Regions from separate parts of the Homo sapiens genome. Here all the other regions are linked to region 2. A link is a contact called in ENCODE Hi-C or POLR2A ChIA-PET data. All regions are on one chromosome and are shown on one strand. The core of a region is the stretch at or near the end of the contact, and the rest is flanking DNA. Distances in the headings are between cores, read along the strand shown. Region 1 holds the start of PSMC1 (proteasome 26S subunit, ATPase 1). Region 2 holds the start of ZC3H14 (zinc finger CCCH-type containing 14). Region 3 holds the start of NRDE2 (NRDE-2, necessary for RNA interference, domain containing).

Region 1 (2,700 bases), core at 158-2,657, 1.7 Mb before region 2:
AGAAAATGCTGGAAAAGTACTTGGTACATGCTTAGAATACTACCCAGAAATCCGTATAAGACCTCTATGAGGCCGGGCGCGGTGGCTCACGCCTGTAATCCCAACACTTTGGGAGGCCGAGGCGGGCGGATCATAAGGTCAGGAGTTCAGGACCAGCCTGGCCAACAGAGTGAAACGCCGTCTCTACAAAAATACAAAAATTAGCCGGGCGTAGTGGCGGGCGCCTATAGTCGCAGCTACTTGGAAGGCTAAGGCAGGAGAATCGCTTGAACCCGGGAGGCGGAGATCGCGCCACTGCACTCCAGCCTGGACGACAGACCAAGACTCCGTCTCAAAAAAATAAAAATTAAAATTAAAATAAAAAAGACCTCTATGAGATCTGGCCTTCTTGCCGTTCATGATACAGGTTAAACATTCCCATCTCAGGTCCTTTGCACTTGCTGTATCTTCTGCCTTGACCACATTTCCCTCAGACATCTGCAGGGGTTACTCCCTCAATTTCGGTCCGCTCAAATTTCACCTCCTCAGAGCTACCTTCGCTGACTCTATAAAAAGCAGCCACTCCTCCAAGCTATCCCTTTCTATACAATAACCATACAACAATGACCACCCCACCCCTGACATCATATTACATATTTCTGATGATTGTCTGCCTTCTGCTCTAGAATGTACGCACTATGAAGGCAGGGACTTCAATCAATCCTCAGTGTCTACAACAGAAGCTAGCCAAAAGTTTAACAACAACAACAAAACACCAAGTGCTCAGTAAATACTTGTTTAGTGAATTGATGAATAAATGCTAGCTGTTTTTATTATTACTACTGCACCACGGGCCCTTTCCGTCTTAGCTCCGCCTGTCATAACAACGTCTTTAAGGCCTCCTTCAAATGCCCCCAGCTCCGAAAGGCCTTCCACGACTCCGCGCTCAACTCCTCAGGTGGAATGAATCCCACCCTCTTCTCCAGCACCCTTCACCTGCCCGACTCAAAAAGCATTTTTCCCGGTGACTCGAGGAGGCGCCCCCGAAACTCCCAGCGCCGATCAGCAAAGCCCTGGTCGGCGGAGCAGCAAAGCCAGCGGCCTGATCCGTTCTGCCGCCCCACAAGACCACGCAGGAGACCCTCTCTCTGCTCTGAGCCCCGGCCCCAGGATCCCCGGGCAAGGCCCGTTGGTCGGCCCCGGCCCGCGGTGGACATGAGCGCGGTCTCTGGGAGCCTCCACCCGCCGAGAAGATCAGGCCGGCAAAAGGAGAAGAGGGCTGTCCCAGTTCCTCGGGCAGCCGCCTCTTTCTCTCGCCTCAGGCTGCTGAGACCCCATCGCACCGCGACGACCAGCGGAAAGAAACCCTTAGTCACTCACCATCTTGCCTTGGCCACTTGAGCTGCCGCTGCCGGAAGTTCCTCCACCACTGCGGCCCGCCAGAGGCGGAAGTCGTTAGGGACGCTACGGAAGCTGATAGGAACCAAATTCTGCGCTGACCAAGTTGTGCTCCAAGGGCTTGTGCGGGCGGTCTAGGGCAACGCAGCAGTTTATAAGCATAAAGTGAACTTTATAAATATTTTACTTGAAAGAAATTTTTGAATACCCGTTATGAGGCGCTTGTCAACAACTTAAGACAATGACCCCTACTGTCAAAGAATTAGGACAATCGTGAAAATATAAAATATTTAAATTATGCAAAATTTATAACTGGGAAGAACTTTATGGTTCTAAAAACTGGAATGGTATTTGGAACTGGGAAGTTGACATATACATTTGCACAAATATTTCAGTTATTATTCAGCTTCTGGAATTTAACCTGCACATCTGGGAGTATGTGTGTAACGAGTCTTCTAAACCTGTCTTTTTCTGATGACCTGTGACTTGTGATGATGCCAAATGTCTTAAATTCCTCATCTTGAAGCTGATTGGTAAAGTTCCTCATTTGTTACACCCTCCAGGACATCAGAAAAATGGCAACAATCCCTTCTGTTTCTGGAAATTTCATTAACAAGTGCTCAAAATACTGCATCTTTCTGAACTGGAGAAATGGATGATTTTTTTTCTGCTCCAGATTGATTTAGGGATTTTAGTTGTGAAACACTAAAAATATTTCCCTTATGAACACACAACAGGTATACTTCTTCCTTTTCATCATCACTGCAACACGGTAATAGAAAGTCTTAGCACTATCGACCTCTGTTAACAAATCTGGCATCTAGTGTACATGACACATGAAATCACACGATAGGACAGTATCACACATAGGATAGAGATGGTGAAACTCCCATCTCTACTAAAAATACAAAAATTAGTCGGGCATCATCGTGGGCATCTGTAATCCCAGCTGCTTGGGAGGTCGAGTCATGAGAATCTCTCGAACCTGGGAGGCGACGGTTGCAGTGAGATCACGCCCCTGCACTCCAGTCTAGGTGACAGAGCGAGACTCTGTCTCAAAAAAAAAAATTAATAAAAATTTAAAAAACAAAATAAATATCCTTTCCCTAATGCATTTTACAAGAAACAAGTAAATAGTAAAATATATAGTATGCCACATAGTGGTAAATGCCATAGGAAAAATTAATGCCTAGGAAAAATGCCTAGGATTAGGAGCATGCAGCAGTGGTGGGTGATTTTAACTTTAAATTGGATGATACTTGAGCAAAAGCCCGTAAGGCATGAAGGAGTAAGCTATTCAGATATCTGGTGGAAGAGCTTTCT
Region 2 (2,700 bases), core at 79-2,578:
TTATCCTGAGTTAATACATATACAATAGTTAAGCACAGTACCTGACCCAGAGTAAACACTCAAATTATAAAAGAATAAAGAGACGGAAAAAGCCTTACTGTTTCAGAGAGAGAGGGAAAACATAAAGAGATCGGAAAATAAAACTCACTGAACCATTACAGAAGCAAATGCCAGAAAGCATCAAACATTCACATCCAACATCAGAGTTCTAAAAACAAATGTCAAGAGGAAAGTAACAAGAATAGGAAACTTTAAACAGGCATGGTGGCTCACACCAGTAATCCCCGCACTCCCAGCACCTAGGGAGGCTAAGGTCAGATAATTGCTTGAGCCCAGGAGTTAAGACCAGCCTGGGCAACGTAGCGAGACCCGTCCCTAGAATTTAAAATGAGAGAGAGAGAGAATAGGAAAAACATAAAATAAAATTCGGTCAAACAGAGCCTTAACGGAGGAAACTAAATTTCAAAACACCATAACAGAAGGAGGTTTGGGAGAAAAAAAACAAGGTTGCAAAAAGATGATAAAGAAGTAACCAGGGAGTATAAGATTTGAAGAAGGTAGAAGGGAGTCTCTCCCAATGTCCAAAGTACGGTGAGAAATACGCATTCACTAAAATTCTATTAGCTGCAAACTCTAAATTCTGTAAGACTAACAACCAAAAAAACACTTACCAACATAAGCTCCTAATTCTTGTAATTTCCCCTTAATGGCACTCTGAGAGAAAAAGAGCAAACGTGCATGTGAGAAAGGCGGCTCTAGGAAAACAAGACCGGACTCTGCAGCGGCTGAGGCCACTTTGCTGGTGCGCGCACCTCGGATCCCCCGGGCGGGGGCTGGGAGGAGCCTCGCCTGCACCGCCCCCCACCCCGCACCCCACTCCAGCTCCAGCCCCAGCCCCGCGGCGCCCACCTCCCGCAGCGGATCCAAAGCGGCGCCGTGCGCCGCGGTGGTGGCTCCAGCCGGGCCTGCGCCTGTCCTTCCATTTCCCGGCGGCTACTTCAGCCGCAGCCACGCTCCGAGGCCGCAAATGTCCCCAGGGCCGAGGCGGCCTGGACGAGGAGGAGCCGCAGCCCGCCAGGAGCGTCCAGCGGAGGCCAGGCCGCGGCGTCCACCCGGGCCCACAGTCCCCGTTACTCCTGACAACCGCCCGCTCGCCGAGACCTGGCTTCCCACCCCCGACCGGCACGGGCCTCACCCGGATCTTGCGGCTGATCTCGGTGCCGATCTCCATGGCTCTGCGGCGTGCGGGAACTCAGCACTGCGCGGCGCTTGGCTTACCCGGAGGCTGCCGCGGACTCCTACCCCGCAGCCGGGACACCACCGCCTCCTCCTCCGTTCCGCCCCCGGCCGCGCACACGGCGTATCCCCGCCCCGGCCGGCACTGCGCGCCGGAGTGAACGCGCATGCGCCCGTGTCCGCGCCTGCGCACGCCTTCTACCCGCGAAACCTGTGCTCAGGCAAGGAGGGCGGCGGCGTGCGCGTGCGGGTGGTCTTGCAGCTCCGCCTCCCGGGCACCTCGGGGACCTTTCGTTAGTCTCTCTGCTGGCCCTCCGCTTATTCATTTTATTCTCTCTTGGATGGTAAGAATGAATTAAATGTGTAGCAGAAAGATCTTGGGCTGTGATATGAGACGCGAGTTCAAATCCAGCCCTCACTTACTGTCAGTATGGTATCGGTCCAGGTATTTCAACTTTTCTTACCTGTAAAATGGAGTCTGCCCATTAGAGGTTGCACTGCAATTACCCTTGAAGGGAAAATGGACTATCCAGAGCAACAGAGCCAATCCGTCAACTCTTTGACTCTGCAGTACACTGGCCCTCCTGGGTTTGGTTCTGCCTTCCTTCTTCCAGGGCCACCCGTGGCCTCTCCCCGAGACGAATCCCATCCTCCTGCTTCTCTGAACACCCTCCGTGGGACAACACTTTTGTTCTTAGGACTTAAGTTGTCAACTCTGTGCTGATAATGACCGAATTTTCCATCAGCCTTGAATTCTCACACAAACCCCACTCCCAAATTCTAAGTAACTACTCTTATTTTCTCCCAACTCAGCGCTTAGACAGAAGTCGCCTTCATCTCCCCTTCCTCCACTCAATAGGTTACTACTGTTGATTCCCCTATTTGTATCAATAGCCGAATTCTCCCTATCCCTGATCACAAAACCTGGGAAACAGAGGAAGCACAGAGAGGTCTCCTTTCTCCCTCATATCCACTAATTCCTGAGAGTGGTCTCTGTTATCCATTGCTGCATAACAGATGACCACAAATTTAGCAGCTTAAAACACAAACGTTTATCATCTCATGGTTTCCGTGGGTCAACCTCACTGGGTCCTCTGCTCAGGGTCTCACAAGGCTACAATCGTGTCAGGCAGGCTGTATTCTCATCTGGAGGCTTGACTGAGGAGGAATCTATGTTCAGGCTCATTCAGGTTGTTAGCAAGAATTCATTTCTGGCTGAGTGCGGTGGCTCATGCCTGTAATCCCAGCAGTTTGGGAGGCTTAGGCTGGCGGATCACTTGAGACCAGGAGTTCGTGACCAGCCTGGGCAACATGGCAAAAACATGTCTCTTCAAAAGTACAAAAAATTAGCTGGGCGTGGTGGCATGCACTTCTAGTCTCAGCTAGTTGGGAAGCCGAGAGGGGAGGATTGCTTGAGCCTGGGAGGCAGAGGTTGCAGTGAGCCAAGATCATGCCACTACAGCC
Region 3 (2,787 bases), core at 15-2,514, 1.8 Mb before region 2:
GCAGATCGCTTGAGCCCAGGAGTTCGAGACCAGCCTGGGCAACATGGTGAAACCCTGTCTCTATTAAAAAAAAAAAAATTAAGCCAGACATGGTGGTGTATGCCTGTGGTTCCAGCCACTTGGGAGGCTGAGGTGAGGGGATTGCTTGAATCGAGGAGTTCGAAGCTGCAGTGAGCAGAGATCGTACCACTACACTCCAGCCTGGGTGGCAGAAGGAGACCTTGTCTCAAAATAAATAAATAAGGGTCACCTCAGTGACATAAGTACTTTAGTACATCTAACAGAATTCACAAGAATTACTTGTGAATTGCTTGTACTCTGCCTACCTTCTTATTTCTCCATCTATCTTAAAAAGGTCTTTTTACAGTTTGTCCAATCAGAATTATAATGAGGCCACAAATATGTTGTATTTGCTTGATGTGTCTGTAAGATCTTCGTATCTATTACAATCTCCTGCCCTCTTAAAGCCCTTGATATGTTAAGGAAGCACGGTTGTTTTCTATAATTTCCCATATTCTAGATTTGGCTAATTGTTTCTTGGTAGTACAAAGTCTTCTAAGTTGTTCCTTTACTCTCTATATTTCTGGTAGCAAGTGTGATTAGATTTTGGGTGGGAGGAACCGGGGTCAAGAATGCTTCACAGACAGGTATTTCCTAACTATCAAAGACCCTTGAACTTGATGGGACTTTCCATTTTTCCTTGTTCTGGGGTATTTAATATGGTAACCTGATTGAAGTTCGGATATCTCACATGACTTTGAGCCGAACTTGCAGTCGTAATTCACATAATAGCTAACACATATTAAGTGCTTTTCATGGGCCGGACTCAATGCTAGGCCCTTTATAAATATGTTCATTTAATCTTCTCAATATTTTGCAGATAAGGAAAGTAATGCTTAGAGCGTTTAAGTTGACCCAGTTAGCAAGGATGGTGTGAATTTAGGGGTCGAACTGGAATCCCAATTTCCTTAGTCCCTTTCGCGGTCAACAATTCCCTTCTCCGGTTTTCGCAGTTCCGGTTCTCACAGGGTCCCAACCACTAGGAACCCGTCACTCCTCGCTCCGCCCCCCTTGGCCCCGCCCCACCCTGCTTTGCCCTGCCTCTCCCTGCCCCGCCGCGCCCCAGTCCCTTGACGACCCTCCTCTCTGGGCCCCGCCCCTCCCGCTTCGGGGTCAAGCCCCAGAGAGCGCCGCGAAAACCACATTTCCCAGAGTGCACCGCGACGGCAGGGGTCCTCAGACCGGCGCTCGCTCGCCGGCGCCATCCCTATAGAGAAGAACGGAGGTACGGCCTGTGGTCATGGCGCTGTTCCCAGCCTTTGCGGGGCTTAGTGAGGCTCCCGATGGCGGGAGCTCCAGGAAAGGTAAGCACACAAACGAGCCGAAGAAGGCACCTGGGGGGCTTAAGAGGCTGTTTCTCGGGCCCAGGTCTAGACTTTTGCTTTGGATTTGTGTATCCATTTGTATCCCAGAGTTCTCCGCGGCGCTGCAAAGCCTTCTGGGAAAGGCTCAATCCCTCCGAGGTCTGGGGCCCAGAGGCCTGTTCTGGACCAAGGTTGTAGAGTTATGGAGGGGTGGAGAAAGACCAGCAGATGCCCTGGAGCTGGGACTTCTGTACGATGTTGTTAGGTCCTGTTCTTCTTTTCGAGCCTCAGTTACTTCATCTTTAAATTGGGAATAATGATACTCGACATCTCGAGGAAACCCTTGATGCAAATGCAGAATGTTTTTATTACATATTACTTCCTTTCCTGTTATACTTATTTCTGAAATGCTTATTAGATTGGTATTACTTAGCGGCCTAGAGCTAGGGGATTAGTATCCAAAACCTAATCAGTTTCTCTCTGGAGGGGCACAGCACCCAGTGAAAATAACTAACATTTATTCTTGAGGGCCTAGTGTGTATCAGGTTATGGCTTTACACATTTTACTTAAGTCCCAGACATTTCCAGCAGAGCTGCATTGTTCAAAATTGGGGTACATAGTTCATTTAAGAAGTAATTAATCCTGGCCAGGAGCAGTGGCCCACACCTGTAGGTGGAAGGATAGTTTGAGCCCGGGAGTTCATGACCATCATGATCAACATAGCGAGACTCCTGTCTCTTAAAAAAAAAGCCAGGCGTGGTGGTGCACACCTATAGTATCAGCTCCTCAGGAGGCTGAGGTAGGAGGATTGCTTGAGCCCAGAAGTTTGAGGCCGCAGTGAGCCATGATCGTGCCGCTGCATCCTGCCCTGGGGTGGGGGGACCTTGTCTCTAAAAAAAAAAGAAAAAAAAGTAATTCTAAATTATGTGCCATATGTGACAGGGCGCAATTGAGTCTTACCTGTCTGTTATATCCTCTAATATAGTTCCTACACTTTCTGTAACGTTTCTCCTAATTTTTTTTTTTTTTTTTGAGACAGGGTCTCACTCTGTTGCCCAGGCTGGAGTACAGTGGCACTGTCATAACTCACTGCCGCCTCAGACTCCTGGGCTTAACTTCCTGCCTCAGCCTCATGAATAGCTGGAACTACTGGTGTGCACCACCAGGCCTGGCTAATTTTTTTTAATATTTAGTAGAGACGAGGTCTCACTGTGTTGACCAGGCTGGTCTCGAACTCCTGAGCTCAAGCGATTCTCTATCTGAGCCTCCCAAAGTTCTAGGATTACAGGCATGAGCCACTGCGCTTGTCCTATTTCTCATAATTGTGAGTAATTTCTTGTGTAAAATTGTTGTCTTCCCTTACTAGACTGTAATCTCTATCAGGTTGGGCAGTGTTTGTCTATTCATTGTAGCATAGTTAGC

Evidence for each region. A loop is a pair of places that touch in the nucleus more often than their neighbours do. ChIA-PET counts read pairs that join two places held with the same protein, here RNA polymerase II (POLR2A). Pooled maps may share reads with other maps.
Region 1: a map of naive thymus-derived CD4-positive, alpha-beta T cell shows a loop between it and region 2 (15-fold over the local background). The contact joins the promoter of PSMC1 here to the promoter of ZC3H14 in region 2. A Hi-C loop is called at or near these places in 3 of 168 maps with a recorded cell type or tissue (ascending aorta, gastrocnemius medialis and naive thymus-derived CD4-positive, alpha-beta T cell), 1 of 37 single-sample maps with no recorded cell type and 13 of 50 pooled maps.
Region 3: a loop to region 2 is called in a map with no recorded cell type, with 5 times the contacts of the local background. The contact joins the promoter of NRDE2 here to the promoter of ZC3H14 in region 2. A Hi-C loop is called at or near these places in 1 of 37 single-sample maps with no recorded cell type and 7 of 50 pooled maps. POLR2A ChIA-PET finds 5 or more read pairs at or near these places in 1 of 52 experiments (A673).

Annotation. Positions count from the first base shown.
Region 1 is chr14:90,255,260-90,257,959 of GRCh38, reverse strand. It overlaps PSMC1 (proteasome 26S subunit, ATPase 1), which reads right to left and starts at 1,407. Exons shown (of 11, transcript NM_002802.3): 1 at 1,360-1,407. The coding sequence starts at 1,362. RefSeq lists enhancers at 704-1,231, 1,117-1,356, 1,232-1,761.
Region 2 is chr14:88,561,665-88,564,364 of GRCh38, reverse strand. It overlaps ZC3H14 (zinc finger CCCH-type containing 14), which reads right to left and starts at 1,328. Exons shown (of 17, transcript NM_024824.5): 1 at 1,196-1,328; 2 at 672-714. The coding sequence starts at 1,231. RefSeq lists a silencer at 830-1,539.
Region 3 is chr14:90,330,418-90,333,204 of GRCh38, reverse strand. It overlaps NRDE2 (NRDE-2, necessary for RNA interference, domain containing), which reads left to right and starts at 1,264. Exons shown (of 14, transcript NM_017970.4): 1 at 1,264-1,364. The coding sequence starts at 1,301. RefSeq lists a silencer at 1,031-1,180 and an enhancer at 1,331-1,510.